Linked DNA regions of Homo sapiens: region 2 is linked to region 1. Evidence: chromatin loops called from intact Hi-C (ENCODE). Cell type or tissue: K562. All regions are shown on one strand. Each heading gives the region's core, and the rest is flanking DNA. Links, peaks and the distances in the headings are about the cores only.

Evidence for each region. Hi-C counts contacts between places; a loop is a spot of excess contacts. Peaks named below come from ENCODE experiments on the same cell type or tissue, not always from the same donor. Only the 100,000 strongest peaks of a DNase experiment are listed, where the experiment ranks them.
Region 2: it touches region 1 in a loop (2.2-fold over the local background); 1 of 110 quality-filtered maps calls a loop at or near these places.

The regions. Positions count from the first base shown.
Region 1 is chr12:71,234,472-71,238,878 of GRCh38, forward strand. No RefSeq gene overlaps it. Among named protein-coding and RNA genes, the nearest start is that of TSPAN8, 79 kb to the left of the region's middle. In K562, for the core only: no CTCF peak of the experiment used is centred there; DNase peaks (open chromatin) are centred at 1,740 and 2,060.
Region 2 is chr12:71,297,604-71,302,010 of GRCh38, forward strand. All of the region lies in intron 1 of LOC105369832 (a long non-coding RNA gene), which reads right to left. Among named protein-coding and RNA genes, the nearest start is that of LGR5, 140 kb to the right of the region's middle. In K562, for the core only: no CTCF peak of the experiment used is centred there; DNase peaks (open chromatin) are centred at 2,078 and 3,868.

The DNA of each region.
Region 1 (4,407 bases), core at 337-4,336:
AAAAAGTTTAAAGGATGGTTTGTCTTTTATACTCTTTCTTCCAGATACGCCTGCCCTAATCTGCTGGTTTTACTTCATATTCCAGATTTTTCCTGATCATCCTTTTCTTGATACTCCACGATAGATACTTGGGTGCAGAAGTGTTGAGCCATTTGTTTTGACCCAACCATTTTGGCTCTGTGGATGTTCTGACCTGAGAATCTTTTGACCCCTGGGTTTAAGAGTAGAAAGCATTGCATCAGAATTATACTTAGATGGATAAATACTCATTTAAAAAGTACTTTTAGTTCTAATTTCTATTAAGCTACTTTAATTTCTTGATAAAGTTTTTGTATCCCAAGGCACTAAAACATTTCTAATTTTTTTTCCATTTTGACTTTTAATTTACTGAAATTCTTTTCATTGGAATCAATTATTTTCCACATAAGGTTTAAATAAAAATGTTTTTCAATGTGGGGATTTTTTTGGTAGTGTTCATATTAAATTCTTACTGATTATAGTTTCTGCAATTACAAATTTTCTGTTATGGTCATTATTTGTACCAAATTCAATTGTCTTGAGTCAAATTATTCATATTAAACTTAGTAAAAAAGATTGGATTTTTCGGTCAATTTGAAGGCAATCATAAATTTTAACATGTTCCAATTTAGCTGTTCACAGTTTTATTTAGTATTGATTACTTCTGCCAAGTTTAATTTTTTCCTTTTCAATACTTGCATGTTTCAAGACGAGCATCAGCATAATTCTTCAGTCAGGTTTTCATCTCAAACATATGTTACCATGTGTTCTTTTAACTGTTGTCATTGTCTTTTGTGCTGATCATTTCTACCAATAATATTCGGTATGAATTGGATAAAGGACTAATTATTGATTTTTTTTCCTATTTAGCTAATTCATAAGAAAACTGCATGGTTTCCCCCAGCTGTGTCACTATTATTCTGCTGTCTGAAATTTCTCTGTATTGATGACCTAATTCTTCAACATATTTCCAATCAATTTGTGTGTTTAGTACTAACTGCCCATGTGGATAACAGGGCAAAATGCAAATGATGGGATCAGAATATTCTTGGGAAGTCAGCCAGAGAAAGATAAACATCACATATTCTCGCTCATATCAGAGAACTAAAAAAAAAAAAAAAAAAAAACTGGAAAGTTGGGGACCTAATTCTAATAAATTTCAGCATTTGGCTATTAAAGAATGTATATACTTGGTGTCAAATGTTCCTGATTCAAGATATGCTAGGCATTAAAATAATCCAGTGTTACAAAATTAATCTGGTCAATATGTTCTACACCCGACTAATTGTTAGAATTAACTGAGGTACTTCTTTTAAACATACACGTTCCTAATTTACCCCTTTCCATATCTGTCTGTCCCTGGCTAGCAATCTGTCACTTTATAGTCTCCCAGCATCTCTAATATTTTTAAAGTTCCTTCAGTAATTTTAATGTCTATCCACAAAGGTTTGGGAGCCTCCTGGACTAAGCCATACTAGTAGGAGGCTGTTCACATGGATCATGCATATGACCGAATCATCAGGTAATCTGATGGAGTAGGTATGAATGTCAGTCTATAATTCAACACAGGAAAGAAATGGAACTTTATTTTCTGTAATTCAACTTATTTTCTACTTTTGAGATGCCCATCTACCACAGAGAGGAGAATAAGTCCAAGTTAGCCCAAGGTGTCCTTGTTTTGTCCCAGGATGGGTCTGAAGTAGAGAGATAGAGAGGCAGTTTTAGTGACAAGGCATTTCAAGTGGAAGGCTGTTGTGTCACCTGCAGAAGCAGATGACATAACCCACCCAAACGCATGCAGTTTGGATGTCAATACTGATGATGCCACACACATACATCAAAAGAGTATAAAAATGTTTATTAATCACATAATTGAAGTATCTGGGGACAACAGGGCAGGCCTCTCAAGAAAGTCTGAAATGAAAGAGCAAAGAAAGGAGACTGGCCTTGGTTTTTATGATAGCTAAGGAGTGGGGCAGGGGACAAGAGTTCCTACAGGGCAGGCGATTGTGGTTTGGCTGGTACCAAAATTGAAAGCATGAGGCTTTCTTATCAGCTCGTCCAGATGTGGGGCAGAAGGGGAGGAGAGAGAGATGAAGCTTAAAAGCTGTGAGCAGTTGAATATTAAATTATGGAGTCACACTCTTCATCACAAGGGCAAATGCCCTTGATTTTATTTGTCCACACAGAAATTCTCTGAAGAAACCAGAAACCTGTCTGATCCTAGGTCTTTCATAGTAATTATTATGGTGGTTAGAGTTATGAATTAATTACAAAGTCCCAAGAACTGCTGTGTTTTATGTGTATATTTCATTTAATCTTGACTGTAATCTTATGAGACAAGTACTATCATTATTCCACTTAATAGATGAGGGAAGTGAGGCACAGAGGTAAAACATCTGCCTCAGCTGGTAAGAGGCAGAGCTGGGATTCCAACTCAGGCTGTCTGGTTCAGATTCTATACTCTAACCTTTGCATTATACCACTGTTTCCTATCTTCCTGGTCCTTCTCATCCTATCACTACATAATATGACTGAGCTGCTTTGGTGCATGGTACGTTCTTTGAGATGGTCTCTACTTCTTTTTACTTGGGACTCTAATTCTGGAGGCAAGGCTCAGGTCCCTACTCTCCAGAAACAGACTGGCCAGCATTCTAGAATAAATCAAGTGATACTTTCCAGTTGAATAATTTAAGACAATTTCATAAAGAAAATATAGAAAGAGTTTTGGAAAAGCAACAAGAGATGAGATCGGGAGCCATCACCACCCTACACCGCAACCTGAATGAATGAAGGGAGGAAGTGGCCCAGGAACTGAGAAAGTGAGCTGTGTGGAGAGTGCCCTCTCAGAGGAGCTGTGGCTTTCTGAGGAAGAGCATAGCTGTGAAGGCCTGGGAGACATACCCTGACCTGACTTTCTTCTTGTTCTCCAGATCTCTTGCCGGTGCCTTCTACTGGCCAAACCCAATAGAAAAATGGAGGATCAGAGAATTGTTTACGCAGTTTATATGCATCAGCTCCCCTGAGGCACCAGGTAGGGTGAAGGATAGAAAGTATCCTGGGGAAGTAAAATGGAAAATGTCCATTGTAGGCTTATCAATATCTATGCTTTTATCCATCCACCCTCCTCCTCCTCTTTTTTCTATCTCCAGTCCAGGTAAACACACACACACACACACACAGACACACACACACACACATTTGGACAGGAAGCTGGTAGGGTCAGGGAGCTCTTTCTCTCTCTTTACCCCCAAGCCCTCTTTTGTCCATTTGTTAAGAGCCCACTCAACTGCAAATACTAAGTAGCTCCCATATATTGGCTTAAACACAAGATTGTGTCATATGACCACCCAGGACGAGATGAGTATGTGCCCAGCAAGTAGTTTTAGCTGGTATAATTGGAATTCTCCTTAAAAGGACAGAGGAAACATGTATTAGGTAGGCAGCTATCAGTGCTTGGCATTCTTGCTATTTTATTTATATAAGAAATCCCCTCTGTTCCCTTAACTGCTCAGGCCTTTGGAAATCAAACCCAGGAGACTTACAGGCTTTCTGACATATGATATATATATATTATATGATATATATGATATATATATCTCAGATATATATATATTATATATATATCTGAGATATATATATATCATTGATGTAGAGTTGAATACATGGCTGTGTAGCTAGTCCCTATGTCTCAGAGCTTCTTCCAGCTTGGTATGACTATTTGATCATCTCACCAACAGATTGGTGCATAAGTGATGTGTGCCCCTTTGATCTGGGCCTTAAGACACTGGACATATGCTTCTGACAACTTCTTCCCCTTTTTACAGTTTAAAAGCTATCTATGATCAGCTTTGGCTATGCCGTATGGAATAATAAACCAACAAGGTAACATATCACTAAATGTCTTCATGGATGAAAGACATGCCCAAATCTGGATTGTTAAACCCAGCACTATTATGAGAAAGGCCTAAGAACTTCTTTGTTCTATAAGCAACTGCCATTTAGGGTCTCTTTGTTATATTATTTGTCCTATCTAATACAGCTTCTGTCCCAAATATGCTTTTCCTGGATGGTAACTGCCTTATGCAAAGCTGTACTGAGTTTATTTGTAATATTTTCCCAAAGCTCCACAAAGTCAGTGGTTGTGAATTCTTGCCTCTCATGTCTACTTGACATTTCCTATTTTCTGAGAATTTTCTTCCTTCTTCAAGCACTGGTTCCAGCCCTCTCACCCCCATCCATAAAGTTCAGATGGACATAGAGGGATTGTTCTTGTGAATTAGCACTATTGTTTGGGAAATCTAGATTTTACCAACAATGAAGATGAACAATTAGGAGTTAGGTCATGTGCAAGAGGGATATGGGGGAACAGCCAAAGGAGACTATGAC
Region 2 (4,407 bases), core at 161-4,160, 63 kb after region 1:
CTGACTTGTGTACATAAAAATAACTAATATTTTCCATGGAATCTTGAAGCAAGATTCTGGGCCTGATTGTGTTGAGTGTGTGAGGCGCAGCAGGCTACCTAGTCTTCTAACTATTTTGTTTTGTGTGGGAGACCCGATTAGAACTATTCTATACTGGCTTTGGCATCGTAACCCAACTTAGGCTAAACAAGACGGTAGGGTGGGCCCCTGCAGGCACTAGCATTTCAAGAACACACACACAGACACAACTGTAATTTGAAATGGAAACAGCTAATTGTTGCCATCTGTGTCTGAGTAAAGTGTCCTTCATCATCGGTATGGGGGCAGAATTGAGGAGATAAGGGAAGCATAGATAAGTTATGTAAAAGAAAAAGGGTCAAAAATATTCTTCACAGGAGGGCAATAAGTGGTTGTTTTTAACTAGCTGGTAAGAACATCCAGGCACAATAAAAAAGCAGAGTTGACAGCAGCATACCATAGCTGGGCCTTCAACTTAATGGTTAATAAAAACACAGTAGTGGTAATTTTTTAAGTATTGCATAAGAGTGTTTTTTTAACAAAGGCTCATAAGATTGGAAGTAAATGAGACAAGTGTTTCTAAACTATTTAGCTCTGCTTCACTCCAAATGGATTTTCATTATTCTATGATTATTCTACCAAAGTCCTGATTTTACCATTATCCCTTGTATATCCCTCTATTACAGCCCTCATCACACAGCATTGCATTGGTCTACTAATTTATTGTCTTCTTCATTAGGCTGTGAATCTCTTGAGAACAGTAACTAGTCCATGTTTATACTGTTATCCCCAGGACATAGTATGGCATTTGGCATATAGTAGGTGCCTAAGACGATATTAACAAATACAGTAATGTCATCTTGAGGAAGATCCTAGGAATACAGAACAAGCTTATTTCTGTTAAATATTTCTTATTAATGACTTGGATGATGACATAGAAGGGTTGGTACTATTTTTAAATGGCACAAGAATGGAAGGGTTAGCTAAATATGTTAGATGACAGAAATAGAATTAAAATATATCTCTATAGGTTTGACTATTTGGCCCAAACTAATAGGATGGAATTTAGCAGAGACAAATGTAAAATCCTGCACTTCGGTTTAAACACTCAGTTGTGCAAATACAAGCCAACGTTGTCTCAGTTTAGTGCTACTTTATATGACAAAGTTTCAGGGATTTTACTGACAGAAATTTTGGTACAAGCCAAGTGCATGACTGGCTGCTGGAAAAGCTAATGTGATCTTAGGCTACCTTAGCTGAAGTGTGCTATTTACAATTCGCAGCCTGCCTAATTAGAAAGTGGTTTGAAGTGGCTATTAGTTTTGGTGTAACACATAGAACAAGAAAGAGGGCCTGCTGCACTTAGCATTGTTGTGCCATATCAGTGCCCTGTGATCAGCTCTAGGTACCACATTTAAGAGGGATATTGAAAAGCTGCAGCATCTGATGATGACTCCTGCCAATTGGAAGAATCTCCAGAAACCAAATGCTATGCTCCTATGCTGGACAGCTGAAAAAACTTGAAATGTTTAGGCTGGAGAAGGAAAGGCTTTCCTTGAATATTTTAATAACTGAATGTAGAAAATGTGCCCCATTCCCTATCTTGCTATTTCCACGAATAGGACCATCTGACTACCATTTTTATTGTCATTAAACATCTCTAATGCACACTATCTGGAGACATGAATCCTGTTCCTACTAAAGGAAAGCCCAAATAACCCTGATTTAGTTGTGACACATTTGGATGTCACATTTAGTTGCAACAACTCAGTTGTGTCGGGGCCAAGTGAAATTGTTGGTGATCTCACATTAATTTTATGGACTCGCCCCTGTGACCAATCTCCCCATTTCCCATTTCAGCATCTGAGCTCTTGTTTGTTCTCCATGCTTTGATCACCTTCCTGACGATGTTGCCACCTGCCTGCCTCCTGCCTGGGATTTCTGAGTTTGATCCTTCCGAAGGCTTCCTGTCACTGTGCTGGGACAGATATCATCTTGAGGACCTCCTTCATGGGTCACTGTTGACCCTGGAGACTGTGTTCCTCATGCCGGGCTCATGAACATATCTCATCTCCAGGTCCCATACACTCCCACGGTGGCTTTGCCGGTGCCTTCCTATGCTGATAATCTCTGTGACTCAGAAGGCTTAATTGATCATGTGAAGAGAAACTAAGTAGAGAAGTGTTTTTTTTTTTCTTTTATTCAGTTACAAGGAAGATGTTTCTAATAGTCCAAACGTTTTTAAAAACGGGATAAGCTGCCTTGTGAGAGGGGAAGTTCACTGTCACCAGGAACTTTTATAAAGCCTGGGAATAATTGGTCTCCAATGCCATGAAAAGATTTCTGCATTGTTAGCAAACTGAACTGGAGTGATTCTAAGGATAGAATATCTCAAGATTTAGTGTACAAAAAGTCAGCCAGACAACTTGTTTTAAAAAATGTAGAATTCCCAGAATTCAGTAAGTCCAGATTGAAGTACAAGAATCAGCATTTCAGACAAATCCACTCCTCTTCCCTCTCCACCCTAGGTGATTCCAATGCATGTGAATGTGAGTCATACTTTTTAAAACATTCTTCACAGAAGGGCAACCAGAGTCTCCTCCTACTCTGTATTAAGGGCTTCACTTATTTTTCTTAATTAAGATGTAACAGAGTTCTGTGGGAGTTATGGCATAATTATTAAGAACCTGGGAACAAAAACCAGGCTGCCAAGGTTCTTGCCTCTCCTACTTCATAAACCTCTGACTCTCCTACTTCATAAACCTCTCTCTGTCTTAATTTCCCCATCTACAAAATGGGATTTATATTAGTAATGACCTCATAGGGTTGTAATGAGGATTTAATCAATCAATTCATGTAAAGTGCTTAGAACAGCTCCCAGCTCACAGTAAATATTCAATATTATGATTACTATGAGGTAGTATTGTAGTTCCTTCATTGTACATTTAAAGAAATTGAGGCTCAAGGAAATAAAGTCAGTTTGCCTCAGATCCTTCAGCTAGTAATGACCTCAGTCCATTTGTCTCCAAAGATTATACATTATCTGCTCCTCCCAATTCTGTGATTCTATAATCGTATCAGCCAAAGCGATCACTATTGATAGTTTTGGGTAGAAACTGATTCCAAAGATGGCCATATGCATATGGGGGATAGAGAGATACCTATCTAAAGTTCCACCATGAATTATTTTACAAATAAGAAAACTGAGGCTTAGGGAGTAAATGATTTTGACAAGGATCCATATCAAGAAAGTGACAGACTCAAAATTTGGACCTATGCTTCTTCCACCAGCAAATTGGAGTTCTCTTTGCTATTTCACAATACCTACCCTGTGGCTATAACCTAGAGCCAGTTACTGACCACCTGGAATATTCTCCTCATTCTAGTAAACACAAATGCTTTAAAAACAAAGGAAACAACAAAAGTGGAATGCAGGCTGGAACTAGTTCTTGTGAAAACACACTGCCATCCACAAACATAGAAACAGCATACTTCCTAACAATTATATTTTTGTCACATAGCCACAGCCTGAAAGACTTATCTAACAATCAACATTTCAAGAGTAACCAAAGACAGCACTATAATGGAAGAGAGGAAGAATTTGACTCTAAAAGACAAATGTCATAAATTGGCGTAGAAAGAATTGGCTTTGGAAATGAGCATCTTTATGTTAGAGGCTCTTCCTCTGCCACTTTCTAGAAGTTGACTTGCCCTTTCTGAAATTCAGTTTCCTCATTTACAGAAATGGGGCTGATGTTGTTTACCTCACGGAGTATAAGGAGTGAAATGATAACAATGCAGGCAAGGCCCCTAGCACGATACTTGTCACACAAAAAGTGTTCAGTGATGGTGGCTGCCAATCGGAACCTCCAAGACTGTCATGATTGGGAAACAGTGTTTATCTCAAGATACCAGGGAACCCATATAAACATATGGGCAGGAAAATGGAAGTTCAGGACACTGTTTAAGAGGGTAGAGAGAAAAGTTCACAGTCTGCAAGCATTGCAGCACATCTTGTGATAGAACTCTTCTCAAGAAAGAATTTGTAGGACCTAAAATTACCATGGTTCTCTGTCCACTAAGGCATTTCTTTGTAAACATTCTTAGTATGGCTGTCTTAATGACATGTAATCATTTCATATAATCTCCTCTTGGACAGAGAGTTTGTTTTACATATCTTTCTATTCCTAATGCTATTTCAGTATCAATACTCAAAATAGGCTTTATTGAATTTATGAATAAAAGGTTTAATTAATTAATCAATTAATGTCATTTGGCCTACCACAAAGGAAACATAACATATACAAGTCCTTACAGTAAATGCACTCAGAGACTTCCTAATCTAGGGATCAGCAAACTTTCTCTATAAAGGGATAGATAGTAAATATT